3 separate regions of the Homo sapiens genome follow, and regions 1 and 3 are each linked to region 2. A link is a loop called in an ENCODE intact Hi-C map of the cell type or tissue named here. Cell type or tissue: PC-9. All regions are shown on one strand. Each heading gives the region's core, and the rest is flanking DNA. Links, peaks and the distances in the headings are about the cores only. Region 1 overlaps DAPK1 (death associated protein kinase 1). Region 2 overlaps DAPK1 (death associated protein kinase 1). Region 3 overlaps DAPK1 (death associated protein kinase 1).

What was found. A loop is a pair of places that touch in the nucleus more often than their neighbours do. Peaks named below come from ENCODE experiments on the same cell type or tissue, not always from the same donor. Only the 100,000 strongest peaks of a DNase experiment are listed, where the experiment ranks them.
Region 1: it touches region 2 in a loop (4-fold over the local background); 7 of 110 quality-filtered maps call a loop at or near these places.
Region 3: it touches region 2 in a loop (3-fold over the local background); 2 of 110 quality-filtered maps call a loop at or near these places.

What each region holds. Positions count from the first base shown.
Region 1 is chr9:87,594,411-87,605,066 of GRCh38, forward strand. It overlaps DAPK1 (death associated protein kinase 1), which reads left to right. Exons shown (of 26, transcript NM_004938.4): 3 at 10,544-10,656. Among named protein-coding and RNA genes, the nearest start is that of DAPK1-IT1, 46 kb to the left of the region's middle. RefSeq lists an enhancer at 5,942-6,535. In PC-9, for the core only: no CTCF peak of the experiment used is centred there; DNase peaks (open chromatin) are centred at 5,571 and 6,981; H3K4me3 peaks cover 875 bases; H3K27ac peaks cover 3,459 bases.
Region 2 is chr9:87,542,628-87,553,283 of GRCh38, forward strand. All of the region lies in intron 2 of DAPK1 (death associated protein kinase 1), which reads left to right. Among named protein-coding and RNA genes, the nearest start is that of DAPK1-IT1, 5.5 kb to the right of the region's middle. In PC-9, for the core only: no CTCF peak of the experiment used is centred there; a DNase peak (open chromatin) is centred at 5,334.
Region 3 is chr9:87,635,502-87,646,157 of GRCh38, forward strand. DAPK1 (death associated protein kinase 1) reads left to right here. Exons shown (of 26, transcript NM_004938.4): 4 at 2,442-2,580; 5 at 3,853-3,982; 6 at 4,149-4,197; 7 at 4,288-4,314; 8 at 4,797-4,949; 9 at 5,301-5,346; 10 at 6,468-6,557; 11 at 7,875-7,967; 12 at 10,394-10,513. Among named protein-coding and RNA genes, the nearest start is that of CTSL, 85 kb to the right of the region's middle. In PC-9, for the core only: no CTCF peak of the experiment used is centred there; no DNase peak of the experiment used is centred there.

The sequences.
Region 1 (10,656 bases), core at 2,964-7,963, 52 kb after region 2:
GCACTTGCAAGTCTGTTGCACTGACGTGTCTTGTTAGTAAATTCCTGAAGTCATAGACCATATCTGAAGCATGTAGGATTCACTACGGCAGTGAGTCCCAGAAAGTGAAGGAACTGGGCCTAGAGGAAGGCAGTGGTGCATCTCTAGGCTCAGGACTCTGCTCTAAGGAGTCTGCCAGGCTCCAGGCTCCTTCCTGTCACCACCATGCTCTTCCTTGGAGGTAGCTGTCATGGCCAGTATTTACTGTGCTCTCTATACCCAGTCCATCTGCTCTCAGTTGCCACCCAAAATACCCAGCCCCACTGCCTGCCTGAAATAAAAGAAAAACTCCAAATCCTTTGCCAGTCTCAAGTGGTGAAGAGGGCTGAATCCATCATAGATTTGCCTGTGGCCTCTAGGCAGCCCTTTCACCAGTAGCCAGAAGGAGGCAGAAGGAGCACCAGGCCTGAGGAGGTGGGTGGCCTCCTCTCCCAGGCCTGAGTCAGTTGGTCCACACCCTTCTAATGGGTCAATCCCAGGAAGGTCTGAATCCACCTGGGCACCTCCCACCTCCACCTCTGTGCTTGGTTCTTCCAGACCATGAAGGAGCAGGCACTGTGATTGGCATCCTGCCTTAGGGAATAATCTGAAAGTGTTGAAAATGCAAAGGAAACAGTGAATATAGAGTCCACTTCCAGGAAGCTGCCCGTTTAACTGGGAGAGAGGACCAAAGCACACCTTCCCAAGAAAACTGGACTTCAGAATGCTTCAAAACCAAAAATATGTAAGGAAGGAAAAAGGTTTTGTGGTTAACAGCAACCCCAAACCATGTGAAATGCCGAATGCTATTGCCCCTCGTGGAAAGGGCCAGTTAGCTGAGTCCTGCATAGAGCACCCTGTTGTGACTCTGTTTACCTACTTTTGCTTAAACTTGCTTGGCCATGACTCCCTTTCTCCAAGCAGCATCTCTTTATATGAGCTCCAGAGACCCACTTTGGGAAATATTCTTCCAGATGGATCTTGGACCTTCCTCCTGCAAAGAGGTATCATAGGAACAAGGGGGAGTGAATGAAGGCACCCACTGCTATCTTTCTAATCTCCCCTCAGTTTAATCCTCAGCCGCTCTGGTTTGTAAATTTCTTAATGATAAAGAGGTATCTTGAGCTACCTGACTCTCAGCATATTTGGTTTCCTTGTCCCCACGTGCAATACCAAACCAGTGCGTGGAGCCCGACCCACGCTGGCCTTGGGTCCTCGGTTATGCCACCTTCTTCTCCTTTGCAGTCTTCCAGGAGACCTTGTCCTTGGGAGGATGCTTTCGCCAAGGGACCGACCTCTCCTCTGCTCTCCTTGGCCCATTGCGCTGTTCGCCCTTCTCTTTCTGCATCTCTTTCCTACCTCTGTGTGTTGTTCTGGTTCCCAGGGTGACGGACTGCTGTTTATCCCCTCAGTAAACTCTGCTTCTCCCTGTTGGTGCCGTGGCAACCTGAGCTGCTTGCTCTACAAATCACAGCCCATTTAACCGAGCCCTTGTATTAGTTTAAAATAGTTTTTGGAGGGTTGTACTTTTTTTTCATGATAATAATAATTTTTTAAAAATCACCGCTTTGCTTTTTTTTTTGGTAAAAAGTATTGCTTTCCTCTGCCTCGTAGCTTCTTGAAGGGCAGAAAGAGAATAACTCCAGGTGTGGGCTACATTCCAAGGGAATTGTGTACCACTTGGTGCTGAAGTACTGAGTTCCCATACAGGGTTTGCCTTCATCCTGTGCTGAAATCCGTGAACATGTTGGGGTTAGGATCAAAGAAGGGGTTCCCGCTGAAGGTGCAGGGAGAGTGTTTCCTCTTCACACGCATTCTGCTAAAGGTGAAGTCAGTATAGATACGCACTGGGCATTCACACCAGGCAGGAGGAAGATTAGGTAGCTGCATTTACTGGATCATGTATAGCATTTGGGATTTGTGTGTTTCCCAGGGTGGAGATCTGCTTCACCGCAGAGACTGGGGAAGGTAAAGTTGGAGGCCAGCAATAAGCCCTGCCCAGCCAGAACACTGAAGGCATCTCAGTGAGGGTCTTTGAGTTTTGTTGTTTGTGTTGAGGTCCCTCCTAAATGATGCAGCACTTTCCTTGAAAGGTGGGAAATTGTTGCCATGATGAGAAGCAGAGAACTTGAAAAGTGAGTCCATGCGTGCTGATGGGATGAGAGGGCCCGTTTTTCTGAGCCTGGGACAGGGCCTGCATTCAGGGTGGTTTGGACACCCTCACTCCTTTCCCATGCTCTCCTGTGAGGCTGCTTGTGACCTAGTCACTTTCTGTGTCGAATCCTTCCTCTGCACAGCTTCTGGGGCGATCTGTTAAACCCACCATCCCAGATTCTTCAGTGCTGTTCTGCTGACCCATTGCTGCATAACAAACCACTCCAAAACGTGGTAGTTGAAAATAACAGTTTATCATGATCTCTTAACTCTTGTGCTTCTGTGGGCTGCCTGGACCCAGCTTAGGGGGTTTTGCCTGGGTCTCTCAGGTGGTCGCATTGAGAGGTTGGCTGGACCTATAGCCATCTGAAGACTTGATGGCCCAGATGTCCATGACGGCTCACGCACGTGCCTGGCCTCTCACAGCTGCTGTCAGCTCAGCTGGAGCTGCGGGCAGGAGCAACTGCATGCGACCTCTCTACACAGCCTGGGCTTCTCCCAGCTTGTTGGTTGGCTTCCAAGAGGGAGCTTCTGAGAACTCAAGCGGAAGTTCCAGGATCACTTCTGCCACATTCTGTGGGTTAGCCAAGTTACTGGTGCCTGCTCAGATTCAAGGGTTAGAGACTGGAGGGTCACACTCAAGAGAGCATGTGGGATAGAAAGACAGCTGAATCCATCTTTGGAAGGTGCTGTCTGCTTCCCATCACCTACTTCCAGCTGAAAGCTTCAGCATCTAAGCAAAGCTGTAGGGGCCTTTGAGGACCAAAGGAGGCAAACCAAATATGTCTCCATCCGAAATGAAAATAGCTTTGTTGAGTTCCAATGGGGGGGAAAATGTAGAGACTTAACATTTAGATTTCAAAGTTGTTGCATAGAAAAATGTCAAGGAGAAGTTTGGTGCTGCTTTTCAGCTCCTGAAATCCTGTCTTCTTGGCTTCTCTGAGAAGTTCACGAAGCTTAGACAGCTTGGTAATTTTCATCCTTTCCATGTGCTTGATGTGTTTAGAGAAAACAGTGTGCGCTCACATGCATGTCCTCATTTCATGTTGTCATCATACTTGCACAGATGGGGAAACTGAGGCTCACAGAGGCCTCCTGCTTTCTCAAGTTATTGGCAGAGCTGGGGCTGACATTGCTCCATCTGCACAGGGCCCTGTTTGTGTGTCTGACCTGACGCCTCCCTGCCGCTCCTCTCTTCCTCTAGAAATACGAAGTAGGCTCTTTGATGCCTTCCTGCCTCTGCTCACACTGTTCCTCCTCTCGGAAACCCTGTCCCTAAACACACACCTTCTTCCACTCCTGACTCACGCTCAGCCTTCAGGGCACAGCCTAGGAGGCCAGCTTGGGCAGGGGTTTCCTAACTGCACCCTCTCTGCAACAGCAACTGCGTCCCCTTTTTTCTTCTTCCCACAGTGAAGTATTTCATGCTTGTCTCTCCTCTAGTCTGTAAACCCTCAGGGTCTTATCTCCTGCTGTAAATGTGAACTATTATCAGATGTTAACTCATCCTTGAGAAACCGTTTCTGTTCCTCACCCCTTACCTACAACCTGTAATTCTAATATTCTGGCAGAATTCAAGCTGCCTGCTACTCTGGCAGCAAAAGTCTTCTGCAAAAATAGATCACCCATAAACCACCACTAAAACCGAGCCAGGGATTTGATAACGAGTTCAAAAGTAGAAATTACTTTGTGTTAATGAGAAACCATATTGGAAAGACTTGGGAGGAGCGTAAAGATGGAACGTGTCAGCTGTTAGATTTAAACCAGATCTGTTTCCAGCATTAATATAGAGAATTCATCGTAATACTAGTTACCATAAATAATTTTTAACTGCATATGTATTCGGTAGATGCATATTTAAAGTAAAAACATGAAAAAGGAGATGCTGTTTTCGTCACTTTTTTTTTTGATCTGCACTCACCTGCTCCAGGTGAGAACTTGTTCTAATGGCATGTCTGGATCAGGGCCAGCAATGAAAAGGTTAGACCCTGGGCTTGGCACCAGCTTATGCAGCAGAGACATTAATTGTCATGTCCAGTCAGATTATGCTTTTTCCTTCCATTCTGAATGTTGCGTCTTCTCTGACATTGTATATCCACACCTTCATTCTCCCATGTGAACAGAGCCTCCCACAAATAAATAAAGTTGACAGTAAGAACTGACTGGATTAAACAAAAGTTAAACAGGTTTCTTTTTAAGGCACCAGGAACTATAGAAGACCTACAGAAACAGGAATGCTGCCATCCTTGTGCCTTGACCTTGAGAATCAACTTGGGTTTCTTTCTGATTGTTACTAGAATGCTTCCTGAATTCACAAACATGTTGTACTTTTATTGCATGGCATCTCAGAGCATCTTAAAGCAAAGGTTTTAATTAATTAGAACACCTTGTGAGTCTTCAACTGGGAGGAGAAGGCAATATGACCCAAACAGATTTAACCACAAACCCCTGCCCTTTGCTTTCCCCTCACAAAACACTTTCCTAGAGTGATGCTGGAGTCTGTCTGTAACTTCACAGTGAGATGTCTTGTATGACAAACATAATATGTACGAGGTCCACACAGCAATGGGGCTCAGTACCTGGAGCTTTGGAGGCGAATACACTTGAGTTTGAGTTCATTTCTTAGTTATGCAACTTACTCGCTCAGTGATTTGGGACAATCTTTAAAAATCTCCCTGAGACCTGATTTTCTTATTGGTCAGAAGAGATGACGATGTGTATCTCATGGAGTTGTGATTATTAATAAAGAAATATGTGTAAAGAGCCTTGCATATGATCCTGGTTACAGTTTCTTCAGTGACTGCAGAGGTAGTAGTCAGATTAAATATATCAGTGAGTCAGACAGAGAAATTAGATGTCAGCCTGTTCTTTATGAAGCTTGCTCCTTTTCGCCGTGCGTTTCCTCTTTTTAATAAAATTGGTGATTACATTTGAATCAAGTTTTTTAATATAAAACTCATTAAAGGAAGAATGTGTCTCATTATCTTTGTATGTATCTGACCATGAGTAGTTAATAAATGTTTATTACATTTAGTGGAAAGTTTTTAATATTAAAATTAATGTGATGTCTATATCTAATGCAACAGACTGTTCTGTCAGTTATTAAACGATGGAAAATTTTAGTGCATTTTTTGGGGAAAAAAAGTTGGTGTACAGTTGACTTTCATTATGTGTGAGAGTTATTCTCTAGAAATTCACTGCAAACACTAAACCATTGCTCTTAGGAGAAATCCAGGGTTACCTTCTTGTGAGTCTCTGGTCAAATCATTTTTGTCATTTTTGCACAACCTTGTTTTATGTGTGTTTCTGTTTAAAGACATCGTATATGTATATGTGATTCATTAACATTGAACTCAAGGCAAACAGCACATTACGCATGCCTGAATGAAGCTTATCTAACACACATAGTCTCTCCCTGAGTCATATCACAGCTTTGTTGTGCTTAGAAACACTAGACAGCCCCACAGTACTATACTTGGGGGTCATTGTATACAGTGAAATTACCAATAAAAAACATGACACTAAATGGGCTGCGGAGAGCACACTCGATTATGGTGTGAGAGCCGAAGCAAGAAGGCAGCTGTTTGACTTCAGCTAGGAACGTGTGCAGCAGCCTCTCCAATTTTCCACGATCCTCTCCAATTTTCCACGATCCGTGCATGTCCACAAGTGACTGTGAAAGTGCCAGAAATATTGACTTGGAGGTTACAAATAAATTTTATGCCTCCTGCAGTGACTCATGCCTGTAATTCCCCGACTTTGGGTGGCCGAGGTGGGAGGACTGCTTTGAGCCCAGGAGTTCTAGACCAGCCTAGGCAACAGAGCGAGACTCTATCTCTGCAAAAAAGAAAAAAAAGAAAATTAGCTGGGTGTGGTGATATGCTCCTGTAGTTCCAGCTGCTCTGGAGGCCAAGGTGGGAGGATTGCTCGAGCTCGGGAGGTCAAGGCTGCAGTGAGCTGTGATTGCATCACCACACTACAGCCTGCGCGGCAGAGCGAGACCCTGTCTCAAGAAAAGAAAAAAAAAATTACTAAGTAGGTGAATTCACCAGTACAAAATCCATTAATAATAAGGATCACTTGTACTGCTTTATCAAAATTAAATGTCATAGCATGCAAAGAATTTCTCTTTTCCAGTAAAAAGCTACCTTCCCCCATCCATTGAACAGCCCCAGCTGTATTAATGGTAATTAATTAATAATGCAGCCATCCGTATCGTTGTTAATTACTGACTGGCCTCAGTGCATGGGTGTGAGGAGGGGGCAGAAGGGACAAGCGCCCCCAGCGTGGTTGTGGCAGTGGCCTTGCTGCTTTATGTGCATTCGCTTTGCTCCCTGGTCTGTCTGAGCTCGCCCTTGAAGCTGGATCATGGTATTCCTCTGAGGGCACACGATTTAGGAATCCTCACCAGAAAAGTAAACACACAAGCTGTTTTTTTAAGTTGTTGTTGTCTTTGGGGAGGCAGAGGTTGGGTGAAGAGGAACTGTCCCCCCAAAGGAGTCCCGATCCAGGGTGGAAAGCGGGTCCAGGCCCAGCTGCCCAGGAAGGAAGGGATCGGAGCAGCAATTCACCAACAGTCCAATTCAAATTAGACCTCACAAAGCAAACTACTCTGATTAGGGAAGAATTGCTCCTCCAGGAGTCTGTCCTCACAGTTTGCTGGCTGCCTGAGGAGACTGTGCTATGGAAATGCCCTACAGGCTTACCCATCACACACAAAGGCTCCCAGAGGCCCCCAGGTGGGCCTGGCTGCTGGCACTTTGGCTCAGCTTGTGACTCTGAGCTCCCAAGGCCAGGGCCAGCCTGCCTGAGCAGTTATAAGTGGCAACACACCCTCTGGGTGGGGACAGGCAGCAAAAGGAGGAAGGGAGTGAGGATTTAGCAATAGTTGTATACATCGTTAGCACAGGACAGCCCTGTCATGGGCTTTTTTTTTTTTGTCCTATGAGGGCTCTTTTCTCTCTGGCAGTCATGAGAGGTAGGTACTTGGGGGGTAATACTGCATCACTGTGAGACTGGGGCAACAGTGTGCTGATGAAAATAACTCCAGTTGTCGCAGATTAATAATAGCTAACAGTTACTGAAGACTCCCTATGGTCAGGTGCTGTCCTAAACACTTCATGCGCTCATTTCATCCTACTCCCTCCAAGACAGGCACTTATTATGCCCACTCTACAGATAAGAAAACTGAGGCCTAGAGTGGCTAAGTCCTAAATAAACCTTGGGTTACACAGCTGGCTTCTAGCCGTTACACAATTCTGTTGAACTATAATGCAGAACACTTTGTCTAACTCCTCGGGTTCTCAGGGTTATAGATTCAGGCGTCAGCTGCAGCATATGTGCATTGTGCATGGACTACATGAAGTAGGTCTGCACCCAGGGCCTCAGGAGATGTGAAGATGAGCCTGGCAGCCCTTTGTCCCCCAGGCATTGGCAGTCTGGGAGGGTGGGAAAGGCAAGAATGGGCAGAAAACAGCAGGTGCCCCTGAGGGGTATGGGGTGCTCTTTCGACTCAGGGATATGGCAGATTGGAGGAAAGGGAATAGATTGTTAGGGGTGTCAGGGAAGAATAGGGAACGGTATCTTAAAAGAGGTGACATTGCAGTAGGTCTAGAACAAGTTTCCCAAGCTCATTCTAGACCCTCATTTTACTCTCTGCAGTCAGGGTTAGCCAGTACCCCAGCATCCACACAGAGCCTTCCTACCCACCAGCTCTTATCCCCTCCTCACCAGCCAGCACTTTTCGTATGGGGACCCTGCAGTGTGAGTGAGGGATCCATTGTCAGGTGACAGAGTCCATTCCCCAGGTTTTGCTGTAAACGAAGGCACCACAGTTCCCTCGGGCATGAGCACACATGACATTCAGCACCTGCCTTCATCCTGCCATCAGGGCTAACCTGCCTTTACTTACCATCTTCCCATAAATAAAATGGAGAAACTTCCAATATAGAACATTTGGAGGTGAAAACGCACGTGGAACAGTTTTTGTATCTAGGCTTGCATTGAAATTCTCTGTGACTCTCCTGCCAGAAGGATTTTCTTTTTTCTTTTTTTTTTCTTTTTCCCCCTGAGACGGAGTTTTGCTCTGTCACCCAGGCTGGAGTGCAGTGGCACAATCTCGGCTCACTGCAAGCTCCACCTCCCAGGTTCAAGCAATTCTCCTGCCTCAGCCTCCTGAGTAGCTGAGATTACAGGCACGCGCCACCACACCTGGCTAATTTTTGTATTTTTAGTAGAGACGGGGTTTCACCATGTTGGCCAGGCTGGTCTCGAACTCCTGACCTCATGATCCACCCACCTCGGCCTCCCAAAGCGGTTTTTCTTTCTCTGTCTCTCTGTTTCTCTCTCTCTCTCTCTCTCTCTCTCAGCTTTTTAGTTTTGAATTTTAAAGCACCATGATTGAAACTACTGAGTGTGCCTTGAGTTGGAAGTCTCTGAGACAAGTTGCTTTGGCCATGTGTGAGGTATGAATGGGCCCAGCCTCTGGAACTGTCAGCTTGGTTGTTGGTTGGCTGGGCTGGGCTGGGCCTCCCTATCCTGGGTCCTTTTGAATCTGCCTGGTGGGGACACAATAACATCTTTGTAAGGAGGGGCCTGGACTCTAAAGGAAGCAGCTGACTGTGTTTTGAATTCAAGCTCTTTTCCCTCTTCTCTCCGTATGCCCCATCTCTGCCACCCTCCGCCCCACAATAGAGGGAAGGTTTTTACTCCTCAGAGAAATTGGATTTTGGTTGTAATGAAGTCATTACATAGACCCCGTAATTGTTTAAGGTAGCGAGTTTACAGGCAGTCGGTGCTGGCATTCCAGTGTGATTTATTCTTCAGCTTCTCAGCTATCCTGCTGCAGGGACAAAGCGGGTATTAACAACCTGTCATGCAAAAAATTTGACACGGCTATAAAGATAATCCTTCTCTCTGTGTTCCTTCTTCACTGGCCTCCTACTGCTAAAGTAAATGAGTAACGTTTTAAAGTATCCATTCTTTAACATCAAAATATTATCCTTAATTTGCTTTTCTCTCTGGCTTTTGTCTTCGTGTGAGGATAAAGCCAGCTAAAAATACCTGTGATAATTCTTTACATAGCAGTTATCCAGCAGGTACCAAGAAACATACAGATCCTGTGATGGGTGAATCGACCCTTCCTTGGGCACTAGGGAAGAACGAAGGGCACCAGCATGGGGCCGGGAGGGTCTTTCCGTTGTGTTCCGCTGACTATCAGTGGGGCCTGTGTACCTCTCACCGTCTCACGCACTTACTGCCTACCCCTTATTATTTTGAGTCAAGTTCTATTATTACAGTCTTTAATATATGGGAAAGGGAATCTGGTTATTTGCTGTGATGTTTAAGGTGCTTTCCTCTGCAAGAAGTAGAAAACCCATCAAACTGACTTGAGCCATAAAAGGAATTTATTGGCTTATGTCGCTGAAACATCACAGGCAGATGGTTTCAGGCCGGGGCTGATCCAGTGACTCCATGGTGTCACTGCAGACCTGGTTTCTTTCCTTTTACTGGCTCTGCTTCTGCAGTGGTTGTCTTCAAACTAAGAGTGGCTCTCCTCATGGTCCCAAGACAGTTGGCAGCGGCTTTGAGGGGGGGGTTCTGTCACACTCAAAAGAGAAAAGAGTCTCAGAAAGCCTGTGTCTCTGCATCCTCTGAAGGGTCTTACTTGGCATTGTGGTCAGGAGAATGGAGTGGACTGATTGGCTCAGCCTAGGTCACATGATCCGTATTTACAGTTGGGGGTGGAATCGGCTTCCCCAAAACCACAAAGATCCCTGGGTAGAAATACCTTGAGACGGGAGGAGAGGGGAGATAATGCTGGAGAAGTGACCAACAAATATTTGGTACATATGACTTATCAGTCGCTTAATTATAAACAAAATAATAGACCTTTTTCTGTTCTGTGTATTTAAATTGGTTAATATTGGTGCTAGAAATATGTTGTTGAAGGCAGGACTTCATATATATTTTTTTTTACCGATTCCCTGGTCTCAATCCCTCGTTTTTCAGGCTCAGAGACTAGACGTGCAGGAAAAGAGTTTGCTGGAAGTGAGGTCAGATCACAGAGCTCCTTGCTGCTGTCCCAGGACCTGAAGTGGGAGGGAAGGAGGAGAGGACAGAAATGGAGACATGATCACTCTTTCAATAAAATATACTTTAAAAGTTTATATTCCTTGCAGCATTATTTATAAAGAAACAGGCTTAGTGTAAATGAATGATGATAAGAAACATCCCTACCTAATTTGTTACTTTCCACAATTGGAACTTTCCTATTCACAGTTCTCTTGTCCCCCTCTGCACCATGCCACATCCTCACTCAAATCCTGTTTTTTTTATGAACGATAAAGAATCCTCCATCTTCTCTTTTCAGTGGACAGTTTGCGGTTGTGAAGAAATGCCGTGAGAAAAGCACCGGCCTCCAGTATGCCGCCAAATTCATCAAGAAAAGGAGGACTAAGTCCAGCCGGCGGGGTGTGAGCCGCG
Region 2 (10,656 bases), core at 3,138-8,137:
AAGGCTCACCAAACCCTCTGAGGTAGGAAAGATCATTCCCATTTTAAGGATGAAGAAGCTGTGGCTGAGTGGCTCAGTTACCTAAAGACAAACGGCCAGTGAGAAGGGGAAACTCAAGTCTGTCTGAGTCCGAGATTAATGCCTTTGCCATTGCCCAGAGATCTGTCTGGCTTTGGAGTCAATATGGAACCCCTCACTGGGCCTTCAGCAATGGGATGCCCACATGCATGCCTCACACTCCCCAGGACAGAGTTCATGGACATGCATGAAATGGCATCACGATCATAAATAGATGTTCTGGTAACTTGGCTCATAGGTAGCATGTCTTTTTACCATTAATTAGCGTACTATAGACTGCATGGGTGACATTAGAAAACAAATTTTTATTGCTTTTGCAATGAAGTTTGGGGACATTTTATAAGAATTATTTTAATAAGTAGGGATTTAAAATATGGGACATGTTGTATAGAGCAAGTTAGAGAATGTTAAAATAAAAGAACATATAAAAATGCTACTTAAAGTTTCACATTTATGTGCAAAACAACATGTAATTCTTGGTCGGGGCTGTGATAGTTCTGCTTAAGAATGTCTAAAACAGATGATCTGATAAGAAAATTGCTCTTACCACAGTAGAGGAGAAAAGGCAAGAAGGAGACCTTCACACAAAAACAAAATTATAATAGCCTCCTTAATGGGCCTATGTCTGAGTTTCAGTGCTTATCACTTACAAATGAACACTTTTCATAGACATAATTTCCATTGCCTAATAATAGTTGAATATGACTATGAATCATTTTGAGTGCAGTTTCTTTAAAATACATTGTTAATAAATGTTCTCTGAAGAGGTAGATAGGTGGATTCTTATGTAGTTAGTAAAAACAACACAATCAGCCAAAATGACTCAGGATTATTTTTTCATTTCATGGAACCTTCTGCAAATTAATATTTGTCCTTATCTGAGGTTTTTCTAAATAGTTGCTTTATTAAGCATTGCATTGTTTGGCAGTACAGTTTGTGAGCTGGATAAGGTAATAAAAACTTGGGAAAAATGTAAAAGACTCACTTTTTAAATATCTACATTAAATGCATTATCTTTGCTATGTTTGAGTGATCTCTTATGGTTCTGTAAGATGGACCATTTTGTTGCATCCTCAAAAAGTGTAAGAGAAGAGGGTTTTGTTTTTTCTTTTTTGTTTTTGTAGTCTTGTGTGTTTGGATTTTGTTTATTATAGTATTATGCTATAGTTTTAAGGATTGAGGACTCAGAAGATTTCATGTGGCCTTAATTAGCAGTCTGTCATATTTAAAAACAAACATGTTGAAATAATAAAGGTAGAAATTGTAAATATATAATCCTCTGGAAGGCAGGGATTCAATCTATGAAATTATTTCAGTTAACGTTTCAGAAGAGGAACACACATGAATAAGTATATAAATATGTTAGCTTAACTTTAACAAATTATACAAGCAACATAATTCATTATCTAAATTTTAGAAAAATGAGAAATCACCCATCACTGCACTAACTCAAATCTCTGTCATGAGTTTTAGTTAATAAGTGTTTTCTGACAATGACAAATTTTCATACATGAATAAGTATATAAATATGTTAGCTTAACTTTTACAAATTGTACAAGCAACATAATTCATTATCTAAATTTTAGAAACATGAGAAAAATCACCCATAACTCCACTCACTCAAATCTCTGTCATGAGTTTCAGTTAATAAATGCTTTTTGACAATGACAAATTTTCATTTTTAGATATTGCATGGATGAACAGGGAAAAATGTTATAGATATGGTGAAGAATATATAGTACATGAGAATATATGTGAGTGTGTATGTGTGTATGCATGCATACATACACACTTGTGTACATTAATGTATGTACACGTAAATATGCATATAAGTATACACATACACCAGAAAATTTTTCTAATGTTCCTTGCAAACACAATATGCAGCTTTCTGAAAATTATTATTTTTGTGATATTTTTAGTGGCTGTAACATTTATTTTTGGTAGCTGGCTTTGGGTGGTCCCTACAGTCCTTTTTCTCGGGCTCTTACTGGTGAGATGGATTATGCATGTAAGACTTCAAACTGGGAACAAGGGACAGCTGGAAAACGATCATTTTAAAAGGCATGTTTAAGACGGACATAAAGCTAATTTTCCTACGAGTACCCAAAATGCAGGAAGAAAGACATTTTGCTAGAGGATGAAATTGAACAGTGAAGATTTTAATTTGGTCCCATTCCCTACCCCAGCAAGGTGAGGTAGGGACACAGCTCTGCTTCCATGCACCTTTGCAGCCCAGTCCCCACCCTCTCACAGACAAGGCCACTCTGGACCTGAGGACAGGCCCATCTTCAGTACTGTTGGTGGTTGTCCCCACACAATCTAGGTTACTTTCGGAATTTGATGGATGGCTTTTCAAATTTGCCTTCCTATCTGGAAGATTATCATCAGCTATCCCTGCACTTTGCAGCAAGTACAAAACTCCTGAAGAGCAGAGGCTGTCAGACCAGCTGCCAAAGTGCTTAACACCTTTTATTCAGAAAATCTGAGGCCTCCACTTGACTGATCTCCCCAATTCTCCTTGCAAACCAGGCTCCCGGGTGCAGGGTTAGGAAGTGCGTAATGAGCTTTAGAAAGGGTTCCTGAACCAACAGCTAAACTGTTGTTAATCTCAGCTCTGGCAGTTACTTGGGATGAAGAGATCGTAATGGCTGCTTTAATTAAAATACACATAATACTAGAGGATCAGTAGACCACAAGCAAGAACTCTAAGTAATTCATTAGTTTCAATTTTAGGCGAACATGGAAGGTACTAGAAGAAAATAGGCAAACTAGACAGACATCAGTCAGAATGCTTAGGCTTGCCTCGGCTGGTGAGCCTCGGTGAGGCATTTCAGCTTTAAAAAAAATTTTTTTTTGAGATGGAGTTTTGCTCTTGTCACCCAGGCTGGAGTGCAATAGCGGGATCTTGGCTCACTGCAACCTCTGCCTCCCGGGTTCCAGCGATTCTCCTGTCCAGCCTCCCAAGTAGCTGGGATTACAGGCATGCACCACCACACCTGGCTAATTTTGTATTTTTAGTAGAGAAGGGGTTTCACCATGTTGGTCAGGCTGGTCTCGAACTCCTGACCTCAGGTGATCCACCCGCCTCAGCCTCCCAAAGTGCTGGGATTACAGGTGTGAGCCACCACACCTGGCCACATTTCAGCCTTAAAATAAAGGGGTTCATCTGATTGTCTCATCAGTTCCATAAGATGCTATATTTCAGTGATTGCTCATGATTCTGTAAGACCATTTTGTTGCATCCTCAGAAAGTGTAAAAGAAGAGGGTTTGTTTTTTGTTTTTGTTTTTGCAGTACAGATTCTCAGTACTTCCCATAGCATAGAGGGTTGAGTCATAGAGTCCAGCCAGCTCCTTGGCTGGGAAGTTGATTTTCAGTTAAATAAACTTGAGCTTTCCTGTGGTGAGATTGGGTGGTGGTGGAGCAAAACCATTTTAAAATGTAGGTTTTATTCAGATATGGTGAAGCTTACAGATCTGGGAGATGACCGTCAATGAAAAGATCTCACAGTTCCCAAGAGGAGGAGCATCCCATGTGATGCAAGGCCCCAAGAAGCAGCAGGGTCCGTCAGGAGGCAGTGGGAGTGAGGGGAAAACGAGAGCAAGAGCCTCTACTGTGGTTTCTGCAGAAAGGAATGGACAGGATTTAGGGCTGGCTAGTTTGGGGAATTTCAGCAGGCTCTGGGAGGTAGATACTGTCCCTGGTTGCCTGGCATCTGACCCTTGGTTGGTTAAGGCAGAATTGTGGCCCATAGGAGGTAGGGGTGGGTGGTCTGAGCTCTGAATTGGTTGGGTCTGCATAGGAAAGATGGGCAGGTGAGTTTACAGTTTCTAGGAATCCACTAGTTCTGGGAGGGGCAGTGCCTCCAGGGTCAACAAGGCCTCAATGCTAAAGCATCAAACATGCAGAAAACAGAGATGTGGGATCAATCCAGAGACAGCATGTTGGCTTTGGGTGACAAGACGAATGAGCCTTTCTCTGTCTTTCCCCATCCTCTCTCTACCCAGCTCTCTTTTCTCTCTTGTATTCCGTTCTCCCTCCTTTCCATCTCATCTCTTTGTTTTCCCTACCTGTTCTTTTAACAGAGGACTCCGATGACGTTAGAAGAGGCTGCACTGCCTAGAGCAATCTGCATTCCATATTAGCTTTATAAAGAAAAAAAAAATCAGCCTGGTACAGTGACTCATGCCTGTAGTCCCAGCACTTTGGGAGGCTGAGGTGGGTGGATCTCTTGAGTTCAGGAGTTCAAAATCTGCCTGGGCCATATGGCAAAACCCCGTCTCTACAAAATACACAAAAATTAGCCGGGTGTGTTGGCATGCGCCTATAGTCCCAGCTGCTCAGGAGGCTGAGGTGGGAGGATGCTTTAAGCCTGGGAGGCGGAGGTTGCAGTGAGCCAAGAGCAGACCACTGCACCCCAGCCTGGGTGACAGAGCCAGACCCTGTCCCAAAAAACAAAAAAATTGTAGAAGGCTTTGAAAACCCAACATAGTAGTAATAATAATAATTTGATATAAAAATAATCAATAAAATCCTGATGTTGTATTAATGATGATGATGATGATGATGCCAAGAACTCCACTGTTGTCTTCACAAACCTGTTACTGGCTTCCAGAGAAAAGATGCATTTCCTTCTCTAGATCAACACGGTTCAAAAGACCTTTGCACAGTGGTGGACATGTTCTGTATCTGTGCTGAACAGTACAGTAGCCCCTACCTACATGTAGCTACTGAGCACTCAGATAGTAAGACTGAGGAACTGCATTTTTAATTTTTGTGGACTTTAGTTAATTTAAGACTAATTTAAATAGCTACATGTATTAGGATTCTCCGGAGAAACAGAACCATAAGTGTGTGTGGAGAGAGAGAGAGTGTGTGTGTGTGTGTGTGTGTGTGTGCGTGTGTGTAGAGGAGGGGATTGATTTTAAGGAATTGGCTTCTGTGATTGTGGAGGGTGGCAAGTCCAGAATTTGCTGGGGTAGTCGGGGCAGGGGTGGGGGTGCAGGGTGGAGATCGGGGAGGAGTTGAGGCCTCATCTGGACTCTGAAGGCCATCTGCTGGCAGAATTCCCTCTGCAGGCCTTCCACTGATAGGATGATCCCACCCACCCCTATTAGGGAGAGTGGTTGGCTTTACTCAGAGTCTGCTGATTTAGATGTTAATCTCCTGGTAAATGCACCTTCACGGAAACATCTAGAATAATGTTTGGCCACATATCTGTGTCCAGGGCCCAGTCAGGTTGACACATAAAGTGAGTCACCTACCTCACCCAGCTGGTGGCGGAAGTGCTGAGAAGCACAGGTCTGGATTCATTCGGCATGTACAGGGCCGGGCATTATTCTAAGCACTTCACTGGGGCTTCTGTCAGATGAACACTGTTATGCTAACTTCTCTAGGCAGCAATAATGCAGCACAAAGAGTAAGGCTTGCCTGAGGTCACACAGCCAGCAAATCAGGATTCACTCTCCAGCTTGGTGGCAGAGGCTGTGTGCTTCACCATTACCTTTCGCAAGGCCCCCTTGGCTTGGAGGGGCAAAGCTGTTTCCTAAACATCAATCTTTTTTTCTCACCAGGACCAAAGTCAGAAGGCCTGCGTTAGACCCCTGGTTTTCCCCCTAAATAGCTATGTGACGTGGAACACTGAACCTCAGTATCACCATCTGTAAAATGGGAATGATGATTCTCTCCTATATTTTCTCTCTCTCTTTTTCACCACTTTGTGGACTACATTTCTCCTGTTCCTGGGTCTGTTCTCTTGCAACATATAAGTTTGGTAAGGTAGTCAATAGAAAACATTTGGTTACTGAAAAGTGGAATTGATTGATACTCTTTTCTTTGAGCTAATGCTGAAACACTGGATTCCCCAACAACAACTAAATTTTGTGTTCAGAGTTTCTTCCCTCACTCAAAGAGGAAAGCATGGCACTGTTATTATTTTGTATCTTTTCTTTGGGATAACCATTTCTGAACCAGTGTTGCATGGATTTGGCTGCTGTCTTGGGAACACAGTACTGATGTTGCTCCTGGTGAGCGTGCACTGAAGATTTGCGCTGCACTGTACCTGAGGTTCTCAGCCGAGTCTTCCTGTGTATGTTTGAAGATCTGGTTCTGTTTTGTGGGGCTATGGACAAAATCCACCCTCCACAGTAGGTTGTAAAGAATGCATCCTTTTGGTAATTCACCACCCACTGAGTGGATTTCATTCCTTTTTTTTTTTTTTTTTTTTTTTTTTTGGCTTTTAACTTTTAAGTTCAGGGGTACATTTGCAGGATGTACAGGTTTGTTACATAGGTAAATGTGTGCCATGGTGGTTTGCTGCACAGATCATCCAATCACCTAGATATTAACCCAGTACCCATTAGCTATTCTTCCTGATGCTCTCCCTCCCTGCATCCCCCACAGGCTTCAGTGTGTGTTGTTTCCCTCCCTGTGTCCGTGTGTTCTCATCACTCAGCTCCCACTTACAAGTGAGAACATGCAGTGTTTGGTTTTCTGTTCCTGTGTTAGTTTGCTGAGGATAATGGCCTCTAGCTCCATCCATGTCCCTGCAGAGGACATGATCTCATTCCTTTTTATGGCTGCATAGTATTCCATGTTGTATATGTACCACATTTTCTTTATCCAATCTATCATTGATGGGCATTTGGGTTGATTCCATGTCTTTGCTATTGTGAATAGTGCTGCAGTGAACATACCCATACGTGTATCTTTATAATAGAACAATTTGTATGGGGGGGTTATATAGTAATGAGATTGCTGGGGATTTCATTCTAATGTAGTTTGTTGGTATGGGTTATCCTCACTATCTCTGAAATGACGAAAAAATTCTTAGTATCACCCAAACCTTATTCTGTTTTAATTAGGCATTTCACACAATTTAAATTAGTTTTACAAAGAATGTAGAATGAAGAACACTTCTCATCACAAAGAGTACACATCTCAGCACAAAATAATGTCCCCTCGCCCCTCCTTTTACATTGCTTTTATGACGTGCCTTCTAGAGCCTCAGCAATGCACTTGTACAACTCGTAGCAGAGCACCAAAAGAAACCATGATCAGTGTTAATGTTTTTCCACATTTTGTTATGAAAAATTTCAAATATATGGAAAAGTGGGGGAAAAAAGTATCATGAATACCCATCTGTCTGTTACCCAGATCCACAATGAACATTTTTTTTATCTTTCCCTCTGTCACGCCATCTTCATTACTTTATGCATTTCAAAGTAAGTTGCAGGTGTCTGTATACCTCATCCTTTTAAGGCTTCGTCATGCGTGTCATTTCCTAGAGCTCGGTGCTTGTTGCTGGTTTTTTCTGTGTCGGGTAAAGTTTATATGTAGTGAAATGCAGAAGTCCTAAGCACGTCCTTTGATGAGGTTTGACAATTGCATTCCCTGGGTAACATGAACCCCTGTCAGGATAATCACAAAACATTAACCGTCACCCTAGAGAGTTCTCTCTTGCCCCTTCTCAATCATTCCCACCCCCATCCCTCCAAAGGAAACCAGTGTTCTGATTTTTTCACCATAGGTTCGTTTAACCTGTTCAAGAACTTCATGTGGATGAGATCCTAGAATGTGTTTATTATTTTGTGCAAGACTTCTGTTGCCAGCCACATTAGTGTGCTAGGGCTGTTATAACAAAATACCACAGACTGTGTAGTTCAAACAAGAGAAATTTATTGCCTCACAGTTTGGGAAGCTGGAAGTCCAAGATCAAGGTGTCATTTAGAATGTGTTCCAGGCTTCTCTGCTAGCTCCTGGAAGTTCTTTGCCTTGTGGCAGCATAATTCCAGTCTGCACATGGCATTCTGCTTTTCTATGTCCAAATTTCCCCCTAAGGACCTATGGTCCTCCTAAGGACACCCATCATATTGAATTGGGAGTGCAACCTACTGCAGGATGAACCCTTCTTAACTAATGACATCTACAATGACCATATTTCCAAATAAAGCTACCTTACAAATAAGGTACTGGGGGTTAGGACATCAGTATACAAATTTGAGGGGGTCATAATTCAACCCATGACAGCAGCACCTGGGTTGTTTTATGTACCAGTGGTTTGCTGTTACTGCCGAGTAGTGCTCCATTCTAGAAATGGACTACAGCTAAGCCAAGCTGTACCAAGCCATGCTTGTTGATGGGTGCCGTTTTTGGCTGTCGTGAATAAAGCTGCTAGGAACATTTTTGCACAAGTGTTTCTGTGGACGTGTGCTTTTATTTTTCTTGGATACATACCCTGACCCCGGGGAGGGGGCTAACCTGGGGACACATGTGGAAGGATGGTCCTCTGAAGGCAGAAGGCCAAGCTGTTGGGTCCCCCCACCTTGGCCAGCAGCCGGGATGGCTCTTCCCCAGTGCTGCTTCAGTCTGGTGGAGACAGTAGCTACAAACCACAGATCCTGCTTCTTAAAACTGGGCAACATCATCACATCTATTAATTTGAATTTTTTTTTTTTTTGAGGCGGAGTCTCGCTCTGTCGCCCAGGCTGGAGTGCAGTGGTGCGATCTCGGCTCACTGCAACCTCTGCCTCCTGGGTTCAAGTGATTCTCCTGCCTCAGCCTCCTGAGTAGCTGGGATTACAGGCGCCCACCACCACGCCTGGCTAATTTTTGTATTTTTACTAGAGACGGGGTTTCACCATGTTGGCCAGGCTGGTCTCGAACTCCTGACCTTATGATCCACCCACCTTGGCCTCCCAAAGTGCTGGGATTACAGGCGTGAGTCACCGTGCGCAGCCTGTTAATTTAGATTTTAAGCCAATCTGTTGGTTTCCCTTTGAGGTTGGTGATGAAGTCCTTAAAGGCTGAGATCCGGTCACCTGGACCAGTAAGGAAGTGGGGAGTTGGGGAGAAGGTCCTGTTCCCAGGACAGTAGTGACAGTGGATGAAGGACAGGACAGCAGCTTTTGAGGATAAGGGCGAGAGAAGGGATCCAGGGACCCATTATGGGCCCATGGTGGGAGTTGGGGTCTGGCCCAGGGCCACATCCTCCTTCATCCTCAAGGGAAGGTGAGGGGCCCATGAACTCTCTCAGGGAAGTGCAGGTCCTGATACAGCAACATGGAGAAGCTGTAACCAAGCCGGAGAGAGTCACCGTAGAGCCCAGGAGGAGAGACCCGAAGATAAGCATCACCCTGTGCTGTCATCTCTGAGGGGCGGGCGCTGCTGATAGACACGTGAAAGTCTAGCCTGCAGCAGATGTGAGTCTCAGATGCCTCCGTGGGCAGCCGGAATCTAGATCAACAACTACACTCTAGAATAATCTCAGCTGCCAGTAAGCCAGAGGGGCTTGGAGGGTGAGGAGTCCCTGTGATAACCAAGATCAAGTTCTAAACCAGCCAGCAGGCCTCGCGAGGCTGGCTCACCTTTCAGGCTGCTGGTGTTGGAAACATGAGACTGTGCCTCTCAGCCCAGGCAGGGCCCTGCCTGGGGTCCCACAGCTTCCAGGAGCCAGTAGGGAGCCCAGAGCCTGGCAAGGCCAGCAAGTAGGGAGGGGATACTGCTTGGCAGGAAGTCCTCAGGAGGGAGTGTGAGGCTTGGTCTGCCTAGATCATTACAGCCCAGGGCTTTCTGTACCTAGGACTTCAGTCCCAACCCCGCTGACCCCATCTTAAAGAGGACAAGGGAGGGATATCTGCAGCTGGAAGGAGGGATATCTGCAGCTGGAAGGAGTGTGCCAGCTTGAACAGTGACGGGGCACCACTTTCTGGAAAATATGGAAGAACCTAATGTACATTAGAGCTGTGAAACTTGTGGCCCACACACTAATTTTCTCTAGCACCTGGGCAGACATAGGCAGTTGTGGCATCTCTTTTTATCAAGTACAGACAGAAAAAAAATCAATTAAAATAATTTTATTGTTGTATAATGCACGTGCTTTAAAATGTACCTCTTTTTTTTTGGAGACAAGGTCTTGCTCTGTCACCCAGGCTGGTGTGCAGTGGTACAATCATAGCTCACTGCAACCTCCAGCTTCTGGGCTTAGGTGATCCTCCTGCCTCAGCCTCCCAAGTAGCTAGGACTATAGACATGCCCCACTGTACCCCGTTAATTTTTTTTTTTTTTTAAGATTTCTAGTAGAGATGGGGTCTCTGCGTTGCTCAGGCTGTTCTAGAACTCCAGGCCTCAAGCGATTCTCCCACACAGCTTCCCGAAGTGTCAGGATTACAGGTGTGAGCCATTGAGCCTGGCTATATTTACCATTTGAACCATTTTTAAGTGCACAGTTCAGTGGCAGTAAGAACATTCACGTTGTGTTGCAGCCCTCACTAACGTTTATCTCCAGAACTTTTTCGTCATCCCAAGCTGAAACTGTGTATCCATTAAATACTAACTACATTTCCTTCTCCTCCTAGCCCCTGGCAATTACCTTTCTACTTTCTGTCTCTGAATTTAAATCTACTTTTGAGAAGACACATTGTTCTGGTCCTGATATTGTTGATATTTAAGTTCCAGCTGGCCAGCTAGGCAGTAAACCAAGCAAAATCTCACTCATCAGACCTGAGTATTTTTTTCCTTGACTTGTGTCTGTCATGTGGGGGGGGTTGGGTGATTGGAAATATTTGGTATCTACACA
Region 3 (10,656 bases), core at 3,939-8,938, 94 kb after region 2:
CTGGGAAGCACAGTGGTTAGGCTCAACCAATGGACCAGTTTTAGGAGGAGGAGCGGGCAGGAAGGGGCTTTCATATTGGATCCTGTAGGAAGCAGTGGTATGCTACAGGGGTGACAGTGGCCTTCTTTATAACAACACTCGTTCCCGCAAGCTGGACCTTACCCACGTGCCAGCCTTGCCAGTTACACATGTCTATTACCTTTCATCCTCATAACCTTCAAGGGAAGAGGTCTTATGACTCCTCTTTGGGGAAATGAGGCTCAAGAGAAGGGGTAACCTTCCGGGTTTCAGGGTGAGCGCGTGGCAGAAGTTAAGACTTGGACTGGATGCAGGCACTTGACTTCTCCACATCACGTGGCCACGGTGCCTGAGTCAGCCCAGTGGTGCGGGGCGCCCCAGAGAGCACAGAAGCCAGGGCTGGAGACCCAGGTGTGATGGGAGAGCTTTCTTTGGGTGAGGTTGGTTCACAATCTCCCACTTTTTCCCCCCTATAGTTGAAGGATTTTCTCTCCCCGTTGTTTGTTTTAAGAATAAGATGCAAAAGTGAGAAGCGGGAGGCCTTGCCTTGTTCCGTGGGCAGACAGTGTGGGGGCTGTGAGGCCAAGGACACCTGGGAGGGGAGAGGGTGGGGGCAGACTGCATCTCCCAAGAGCAGGGTGGGGAGTGCAGGGAAGGGTCAGGAGGAGAGCAAGGCCACTGCTGAGGCAGGGTCCATGTAGGACACCTTTCGCTTGGACTCCTGGATGTCCTGGCTGGGCCCAGGCCCTGCTGTGTCCCCTGGAGGATAGGGGAGGCCTGTGGACTGCTCACAGGAGGGTGTGGCTACCTCTGCCAGGCCCCTGGGGATAGGAGAGTCACTCCACCATCCCCGTAAACCAGTGGGAGGCCCTGCAGCAGGAGCGTGGAATTAAGACGTGGGAAAATGGTCTCAGTTTTTCAGGTGCTTGTTAAAGATGCTGAGTTTTCTGGTCACCATTCTTGGAAGCCCTCACACAGCAGATTGAAAGTGAGGCTCAGAATCTTCATTTTTAAAGCATCCTCAAATAATTCTGATACCCATGGACTCTAGACCGTGCTAAGGAAAACACTGACCTGGAGGGTGAAGGCATGTGGGATCTGAAACTTTTAAGAAAACAGCTTTTTTGTCATTCTTATCTGATCTTATGAGCACCAATTTTCTTACTCTGAATGGATGTAGATGTGGAAGGTATAATGTTTGGGGAGCGCTCTTGCCCTAAGAGAGATAATGAATACAGCAGTTTGTGCATAATTGCACTTAATTATTATGTTGTGAATATATGGTTAAACTTGATAAAGATTAACTTATAAAAACTCTTATTAAAACTTCCCTGTTATTTGCCATTCATCGCTATCGTGGAGTTTTTAGGGGAGCTTGTTCGTCCATCCACCTGATAAAGTTTTGAATGCATGCTGTGTGCCTGGCTCTGGCGGGGAGTGGGGCATACAGCAGTAGCCAATAGCTGGGGTGGGAGGTTCTGACCACTCCCCTCCACCCACTTACAGTCTGGACAGAGAAATAAACTAAAAAAATCCGCAACCAACAACATACATTTTGCTTTTTTTGTAAATGTATTCTTTTTTTTTGTTTTTTTGAGACAGTCTCGCTCTGTCACCAGGCTGAAGGGCAGTGGCACAATCTTGGCTCACTGCCACCTCCGTCTCCCAGGTTCAAGTGATTCTCCTGCCTCAGTCTCCCGAGTAGCTGAGACTACAGGCACACGTCACCATGCCCAGTTGTTTTTTGTATTTTTAGTAGAGACGGTGTTTCTCCATGTTGGCCAGGATGGTCTCGATCTCTTGACCTTGTGATCCGCCCGCCTCAGCCTCCCAAAGTGCTGGGATTACAGGTGTGAGCCATTGCGCCCAGGCTACTAAATGTGATTTTTATAAATGTGTTAGTATTTACATACAAACCAATACTAGACAAGAGAGGAAAAAACCCTTATCAGACCATATATTGTGAATTTGAGTTTTAAAGAATTAATTAAACATGCAAGTTATGAACTTTTCAGGTACTCTCTAATTGAAATAAGAAGATATACACTATAAATTCTGTACAAAGCTGGCTTGCAGATTTTTTTCTCGTCATTAGAGTTAAGACATCACCTCTAAGTATGTTTAATTAAAATGTTTTCAAGATACACTGATATTTTCTTCACAGCATTTCATCTCTGCCCCTCCTCTCATTTGTGAACACGGAACCTTAGGAAAATGGTTCCCAAGTGCTTTCAAGCACAAATGTGTCTGAATGCAGAATTGTCAACAACCTGCACAGAGAATTCTGAATCCATGCTTGGCGGTTTCAGCATAGTCTTTATGCTGTTTTCTTGTCTGAAGTTTGAGCGCACCAATAGTCTATGAGAGAAGGAATCAATATGAAACAGAGTTGTTACCAATAACCTCTGCTTCCGGGTTCTCAGCGTTGCAGGTGGCGAGCTGTTTGACTTCTTAGCTGAAAAGGAATCTTTAACTGAAGAGGAAGCAACTGAATTTCTCAAACAAATTCTTAATGGTGTTTACTACCTGCACTCCCTTCAAATCGCCCACTTTGATCTTAAGGTACGTTTCAAAGTGTAAGCCAGATAGAAGCTTGTGCAGATCACAGCCTTGGTTGTTTCTCTGCTAAGAAAAATTGAGGCATCTGAAAGAGTTACATGATTTTCCTGTACCAGTTTAACAAACAGAAATATCACTATAAATCGGCAAGCATAGGATACATGCCCCCCACTGGGATGGCTAACCTTTTTGTGGGATAGAGGCTTAATGATAATTGATTACATTCTGGAATTCTTGGTAAAGAATACAAGGGGTCTTAGGAGCCAGGTTTTTTAGTAAGGGGGCTGCTCTAGCCAGCAGCTAGTGACTGGCACTGGTTCCTTCTGTGGCTCTGGGCATGTTAAGATAGAAAATGTGTTGAGTGATGCAAAGGCGTATGGCCTGACTCTGTCACCAATAATCAAGCAAACCAAACTCAGATTGGCTAATTGGGGCATTTGCCTGGCTGGATGCAGGACGCTGTTGGAGATGAAAGGGCATGTAAGCCGTCCTCCCAGCCATGACAGAGGTGTGGTCTCTTTGGGAAGGGAAGACACGACAGGAGCAATAGGAAGTGGCAATGGTGGGAAGTTCCAGTTCAAGGCAGGAAGAGGTGGTCTGGTAAAGCAGCGCGTGCTCCATCCGAGTAGTTGATTCAGACCAGTAGAGCTGGGATAGGATTTCAGAGGAGGGAGGATTTTCCCCATTCTTCTGTAGCAGAGCTGTCAATGTCCCATTCATGTCCCTGCTGGCCCCACAAACAATGTGCAAAAGCACACACTCATATACATCCTAACAGAGGGCTTGTTGCAAATACCTGTGACTCTTCCTGGCATCTTGTTTCTGGCCCTGGGAGCTGGAAATGCAAAAGAAAAATGTCCACAGAAGCAACTGTCAGCCATGGAGGATGGAGAAATGGTGGATAAAGACCCCAGCTCCCTCCTGCTACAATTGGAATAACACTGAGTTCTCCTTTTCCTCTCCCATTCCCCCAGTTACCCCCACTTGATAGGACACCTCGTAGCAGCTTCCTTCTGTTTCCTGTATCTCCTTTCTCTACCAAGTGTTTCCTGGTGTCCCCTCCCACATAACCCACTTGCATCCGAATCCTTGTCTCAGGCCTGCTTCAGGGAGAACCTAGAGCAAGACATGTATTTTCCTGCTGTTCTCTTCCAACCACCCTTTCTTCCCTACTTTTTGGCCTTTTTTTTTTTTTTGGAGAGAAGAACTATTCTGCCATCTTGTCCTCAGCATAACATATCATAGCTTTTTATTTATCTCTCTCTTTTTTTCAAGCCTGAGAACATAATGCTTTTGGATAGAAATGTCCCCAAACCTCGGATCAAGATCATTGACTTTGGGTTGGCCCATAAAATTGACTTTGGAAATGAATTTAAAAACATATTTGGGACTCCAGAGTTTGTCGGTAAGTTTCTTTGCTCCTGTGGTCATTTACGTCTCATAAACATTATTCTGGCAAACCTCCCCTGCTAGAAGATTCTTTCCCTGCTACATGTTCCTGGTTGTTGCATGAAGATAGAATCGGTTAGTTTGCTTCCTCCCAAGCTAAATGAGTGTTTGTTTCCTCTTAGCTCCTGAGATAGTCAACTATGAACCTCTTGGTCTTGAGGCAGATATGTGGTAAGGAGTATGTCCTTGGTGTTGTTTGCTTTCTGATTTATTTGACTATTCTTCTGACATGTTTTTTTGTTTGTTTTGTGTTGTTTTTAGGAGTATCGGGGTAATAACCTATATCCTGTAAGTATCAGAATTCACAACTCATACTCTCTTCTCTTCTATGAGACCATAGGTTTAATTAACCATTAAATGTGCTGTGTTGATCTCTTCAGCTTATGCATGCTTTTGATGCAAACATATTCATTTTACACCCCCAAAACATGTTTAGTTTATACTAATTAAACATGTTCTCCTAATTTGAAATGAGTCATCAGAAACTGTAGCATAATCACTGAAAGAAAGCATAGCTGTCCATCACTGCCGAGAAAACAGGTTTCCTTTAAACTACCAGACGCTGTTCCAGATTAACTTGTTAAGTGAATCCTTTTGCCTGAAGCTGAAGCATTTGCTCCTGACAGTTAAAGCCCTATGAAATATAATCAAACTGTGACTATTCGAGCACCAGATTATAATCTTATTCCACACTCCAGATGTTATAGGAGCAAAATGACAACACCAAGGGGTCATCATTAATGTTCTATGCCCAACTTTATTTTTAACAGCCTAAGTGGGGCCTCCCCATTTCTTGGAGACACTAAGCAAGAAACGTTAGCAAATGTATCCGCTGTCAACTACGAATTTGAGGATGAATACTTCAGTAATACCAGTGCCCTAGCCAAAGATTTCATAAGAAGACTTCTGGTCAAGGATCCAAAGTGAGTGTCCACGTTCCTGAAAGGTGCTTGGCCACGGCCTCAGCCAGCCCAGAGCCTGTGTCTGTTCCATGCACAGGGCCACGTTCCTCAGACCCTGCTTGCTTCATCTGCCAAAGGGCAGCATGCCATGTGAAACGCTTCAGAAAATGCAAGCAGGGCCCTCTGCCCCCACTCAGTCAGTCCCTGCAGGCACAGTGAAATAATCACAAAAAGACCGATGTTGTTTTTGGCTTTCTTCCCTGAACTGCATTTTCCACAGTATCTGCTTGGCAGGCCCAGCCAGCATGAAAACAACCTTAGTATTTGCTGCTATGGTCACAGCATTTTTTTTCTTCTCCCCCTCCCCTCAAGGAAGAGAATGACAATTCAAGATAGTTTGCAGCATCCCTGGATCAAGGTGAGTTGCATATTACGAAACTGTTTAGATCACTTTCTATGTGATTGGTTTGGGCACCCTGGTATTCATGTATCATAGAGTACTGCTAACCACAGGTCACACCTGGAGTGTTAAGTTTGCTATTTGCATCGTATCTTAAGAAAAGCTGACAGGTTAGACTGTATACTAATGATCCCAGAGGTGGGGAGAGAGGAATAAGCGAGCACAGAGCAGGAACTGAAGAAGGTCAAGCCCACTCGACAACTGTGTTTGGAGTGACCTGTGGGGTGTTGGCCCAAACAGTGTATTTAACATTTTATGTTGATTCCAGCATGTAAATATCAATCAAATCTGGATTTCCAGCTTCTCTTGGGAAATCTGAAGATCTGCTGACACTGAGCCCTCATTCCACGTGGCCTTGGGAAGTGGCACAGGTGCCTTGGTGCTAGGGAACAGGGCGCCCTGGAACATTACACCTTTACATTACCTGCCTGGCCTGGTTGACATTTGGATTAAAGTATCTTCAATCCAGGGCAGAAAGGGCTAAGGGTGGGAAAGTATGATAGTTACAGAATAAAATCATGAAATAAAGAAGTGAACATCACAGAATCAGGCTCTGGGGGCAAATAGCTTTGCTGTGCAAGTTCCCAGCAGTTACCTGGGTTCTCCTAGCCAGCTATGGTGTCTCCTCCTCCCAGAGGTGGAGGACAAAAGCTAAATACATCTACTGAAAAAGATACAATACAAGGAATTCTCCTGCTATAGGCCAAACTAACTTTGCTGACCTCTGAGATCCCTCTCAGCTCTACATTACTTGATGATACCCAAGTTCAAATGCCTCATAACATAGCCTCACCATGAATATTGCCATTCCCAAACTATCAGTGTGGAAAGTTGTGATTTAGTTTGACCCCAAGCTCTACTTCTCCCCAGTGTCCATGGATGATACGAAACCCTGAGATAGAAGAGTGAGCCCGCTAAGACTAGGTGCCTAGGTATTCCATGTTATCCCAACTTCTTATGCTAATTTAATAAGGTGAATGTGTAAGCATCCTGAATAAGGAGATGTTTCAAAAAATTGTCATATAACACATTTTCATAATTTGAGAGCTTTAATTTTTTTTCTTGGATTTTTATTTTAGCCTAAAGATACACAACAGGCACTTAGTAGAAAAGCATCAGCAGTAAACATGGAGAAATTCAAGAAGTTTGCAGCCCGGAAAAAATGGAAAGTAAGATTGTTTGTTGTGGAGGGATTAACAAATTCTGTTTCCTGTGTAGAGTAGTGTGTGGTCAGGGTGCATCTCCTCTGATACTGGTAATATGGAAGATACATCCTTTCCTCTTTTTAATCCACCCTGTAGTGTTCTGCACCATTACTCTATTTTGAAAAACAAGCAAAAACAATATTTTAGTCACTTTAACTGATACCATTAAATGTAATTTTGTGTTGTTTTCATCAAAACTATTCTCAGTGCAAATTTTTATAGCAGCACTGTAAAATTATAGTGAAATTTTTTTCTAATACTACAAGCCACATTTTAAATAAATTCATTCTTTGTGGTAAGCAGCATGAGATTACATTTGTGCTGTACCTTGGGTAAGTGGGTCTCTCAGCCCAGCCTTTATCTGTGAGTGGTTGGAGTGGGGGTGGGGTGGGGCCGTGAGCATTTGCAGGGTGGCCTGTTCTCCTTCCTCAGTGTGGATGGCCTCCACAGGGGCTGGGTAGGACATTGCTCTGAAGGCATTGCAGACCTCCTGGAACAAATCACACTTCAGGGCTAAGAAGGTGATGGGATGGTTTCCTGTGCCCAGGGTCATGTCAAACCTAGAGGAAGTGGGTACCTACCGTGTCTTCCCAGCTCAGGGCCAGAAATGTACCTCGTTTTCACACCTACCAATTTTGGGGTGCCGTGGTAGGGATGAGGAAGACCACAGCACTAGATTCCCAAAAGTCCTTAGAATTAGGCTTAAAATAGAGAGAGAGCAACCATTTCTCTTTCTCGCTCTCATTCTTTAACTGTACTTTTGCCTTAGAGAGTAAATGCAGAGATGTTTGTTCTATAGACTAAGAGGTCCCCCAGCTGTTCACTTCCAACAGCTGTTGCGTTTTGGTTATCACATTGTCTACCATCACTGCTTATGTGGCACAAAGGACACAGAGCAAGGCCCCTGCAGTCTGTGCTTCTCTGAGGGTGATCTGCAAGGGTCAGATCACCTTCTCCAAACAGCAGAGAAGAAAATATAGAGAGAGAAAGGATGTGGGGTGTCCAGCTCTGTAGTTCAATAATGAAACATGGAAGGAGAATCTCTATATCCTGTTGTCTTGATTTATAAGACCTTTAAAATTATTCTTTAAGCAAATACAACCCATTCTGCTGTAGGATTGCCCACCCTGGGAGAGTGTGTGCTGATAGCAATGAACACGATCTCGCAGGCTTTGTCGTTTGTACTCATTTGACAATTGTTACATAAGCTGTCTCTCCTCCTCTCACCCTGCCTTTTTCCTCCCCGCCCTCCCTTTTTTTTTTTTTTTTTTTAAAAAAAAGCAATCCGTTCGCTTGATATCACTGTGCCAAAGATTATCCAGGTCATTCCTGTCCAGAAGTAACATGAGTGTTGCCAGAAGCGATGATACTCTGGTAAGCAAACCCGTGAGCCCTGGTGCTCCTTTCTTAGCACTGGGTACTCAGAATGACCAAGCTGTTCTATTTGTTCAACCTCCCAGGAACCTGAAGTTGTGGAAATGGCAAGCTTATTCTTGATCCCCTCGGAGGGGTTTGGGGGTGCTGATTGATGCACCCTCTTGCTTCTTTCCTCTTTTTTTCTCTTTGATTTGGATGGTGCTGTCCCCCCTCATAGCCCCATACCTCTAACACTACCCTCCACCTCGATGCAAACATAAGCACAGACCACCCCCGCAACACACACACATACACACATGCACAGCAAATGCACACACATAGAGACACACGCACTGATATTTTGGTAAAAGAGAGGCTAGCCAGCAGAAGAGAAAAGAGCTTATCCTAATTTTCATGAACTGTAGCCACTGACATAGAAGAATCTTGGTTAACAGTAGCACAGAAGGGGCAGACAGCCGCCACTCCCTTCCCACACACCCACACCAGAGAATCAGGGAGAATGCAGTGCTGCTTGCTGATGTGTCTCCTAGCAGACCAGAAGGCCAAACCTGCTTGCATGATTGGCCTGGTGTTGACTGCCCAAGGCCCTTGAATGTAACTCCAACTTTCTTAGTTTTAATGTGAACTTTGACAAAGTGGCAAAGATTTATCAAATTTGTTGTTCGGTACTCTCTAGTTATTTTTCCTTTGTAATTAGAAATGCATTTATTTTCCAATTTCTAGCCTTTATTTTCTTTATTTTCCCCTCTAATCCAAACTGAAACCTAATCACAGATAAGCTCTTCAGATACGAGTGGAAGTGTCCGAATTCAACAAGACTTTCCCCTGACAATCAAACAACGGGGCTTTGTTAAGTCAGGAGGTGAAGGGGACTCCAGACAAGGCAGCCACGGTTGTCCTGCGGGAACTACCCTGCCCCTTTAACTGAATAGTCAGCATTTTCCCGGTGGAGCCAAGTACTTCAGGGTGGGAACTGCAAACACCAAGCTCCCCTTTTTTCTCCTTAAGTTAGTAGCTTCACTGAGGCTTCACATCTAGCCTTGTGGAGTGAAATGGGATTGGAGATGTTTGAAAAAAAAAGCAAAAGAGAAGCAGATTAGGGCGAGAAGAGAGAGAAGAGGAGGCTTTGTTTGGGAATTGTTAGAGGGTGGCTGCACAACCAGTGAAAAGATAAAAACTGTGACTCTAGGTAAGATAATGAGAATGATTAAAGATTGCAAATTGAAATCACTGAATATTCAACTGAGAGACAATACATGTGTCACAGTGAAAAGTTTAGGGTAGGAGAGGGACCAAGGGTCTTGTAGGAGCTCCAGGTGGAAAGATACCCTCCCAGAGGTCAGATTCCCTTATTTCCATATTCTAATCATGGGGATGAGTCATAACAATCTGCTTTATTCCTTCTGTTTTCCCCATTTCTCTTGACTTGCACTTTCATGTAAACGCCTCTTAGTCATTGACTTCAATTGTGATAGAAAAGCATTCTTAAACATGCATTTTATACAAATATTACTAAAACCCACATGAAAAGTGTTTGGATTCAGATCTATAGAGAAGAGAAAGCAGATGGAGAGAAATGCTTTCTCCATTCTCCCCCACAAGCAGAGATTCAGCCTCTGTAGATTAACTTTTCCAGATTTGAAATTCCAGTGGTCATAATTCTGTGTTTATAAGTTCAGAAATTTTGTTTAGGATTTTTCTAGCTAATTCCTTAGTTTTAATGTGAATTTTGAAAGAGTGGCAAAGATTTTTCCAGTTTTTGTTCACTACTCTTCCAGTTATTTTTCCTTTGTAATTAGAAATGCATCAGTTTTCTGATTTCTAGCCTTTATTTTCTTTATTTAGAGCCTATTGTTTTAATTTTTATTTTTCTGTTTTTTATAATTGGGACCAGCTTTCAGAGATTTTTGCCGTGTTATTCTATACCTAGCAATGGAAGAAATTCAAGTGATCAGAAAACAATTCTGTAATTGGAAAAATTGCAAATTGAGAATATCTTATTCAAAGGTATCATTTCTTTGCTGCAATAGGCTTTTCTTTTTCCTTATCCAGGAAGAGAGTCTGTGTTATACCTAAAAATTTTCACAGTGGTTTTAGGAACTATGTTTTGACAGATTCTTAAGATAAACACAAAGGGTTACTTATCATCATTATTTGAAATCTGGATCTTGGACATTGTGTCTCTGGGCTATACTGCAGGTGATATTAAAGCCCAGATAAAGAGTAGATAGTGCTTGTTTGCAACATGGAAGGGGCAAAAATTCCTTCCTAGGTCCCTCCATGACTGTATGGATTTGGGGAGTAAATGGCTTACTTTCCTCTGAATGCCCCTGTTAACAAGTGAGCACAGGTTTCTTTTATGTTGGTAAGAAAAGCATGGCTAGCAATGTAACTCTGTTTCCATCTTGGCTGTCTCTCTCAAGGATGAGGAAGACTCCTTTGTGATGAAAGCCATCATCCATGCCATCAACGATGACAATGTCCCAGGCCTGCAGCACCTTCTGGGCTCATTATCCAACTATGATGTTAACCAACCCAACAAGGTCTGGTTCTGTTCTGCCGCATACTGGAGGGGTGGGTCACAGCGACCTTGCCCTTCCATATCCAAGGAAAGACCCCATCTGCTTCTCCATTCTCCCTTCCAATTGGAAGCTCCATACTGTGGGGAAAATCACTTCTGTTTAGA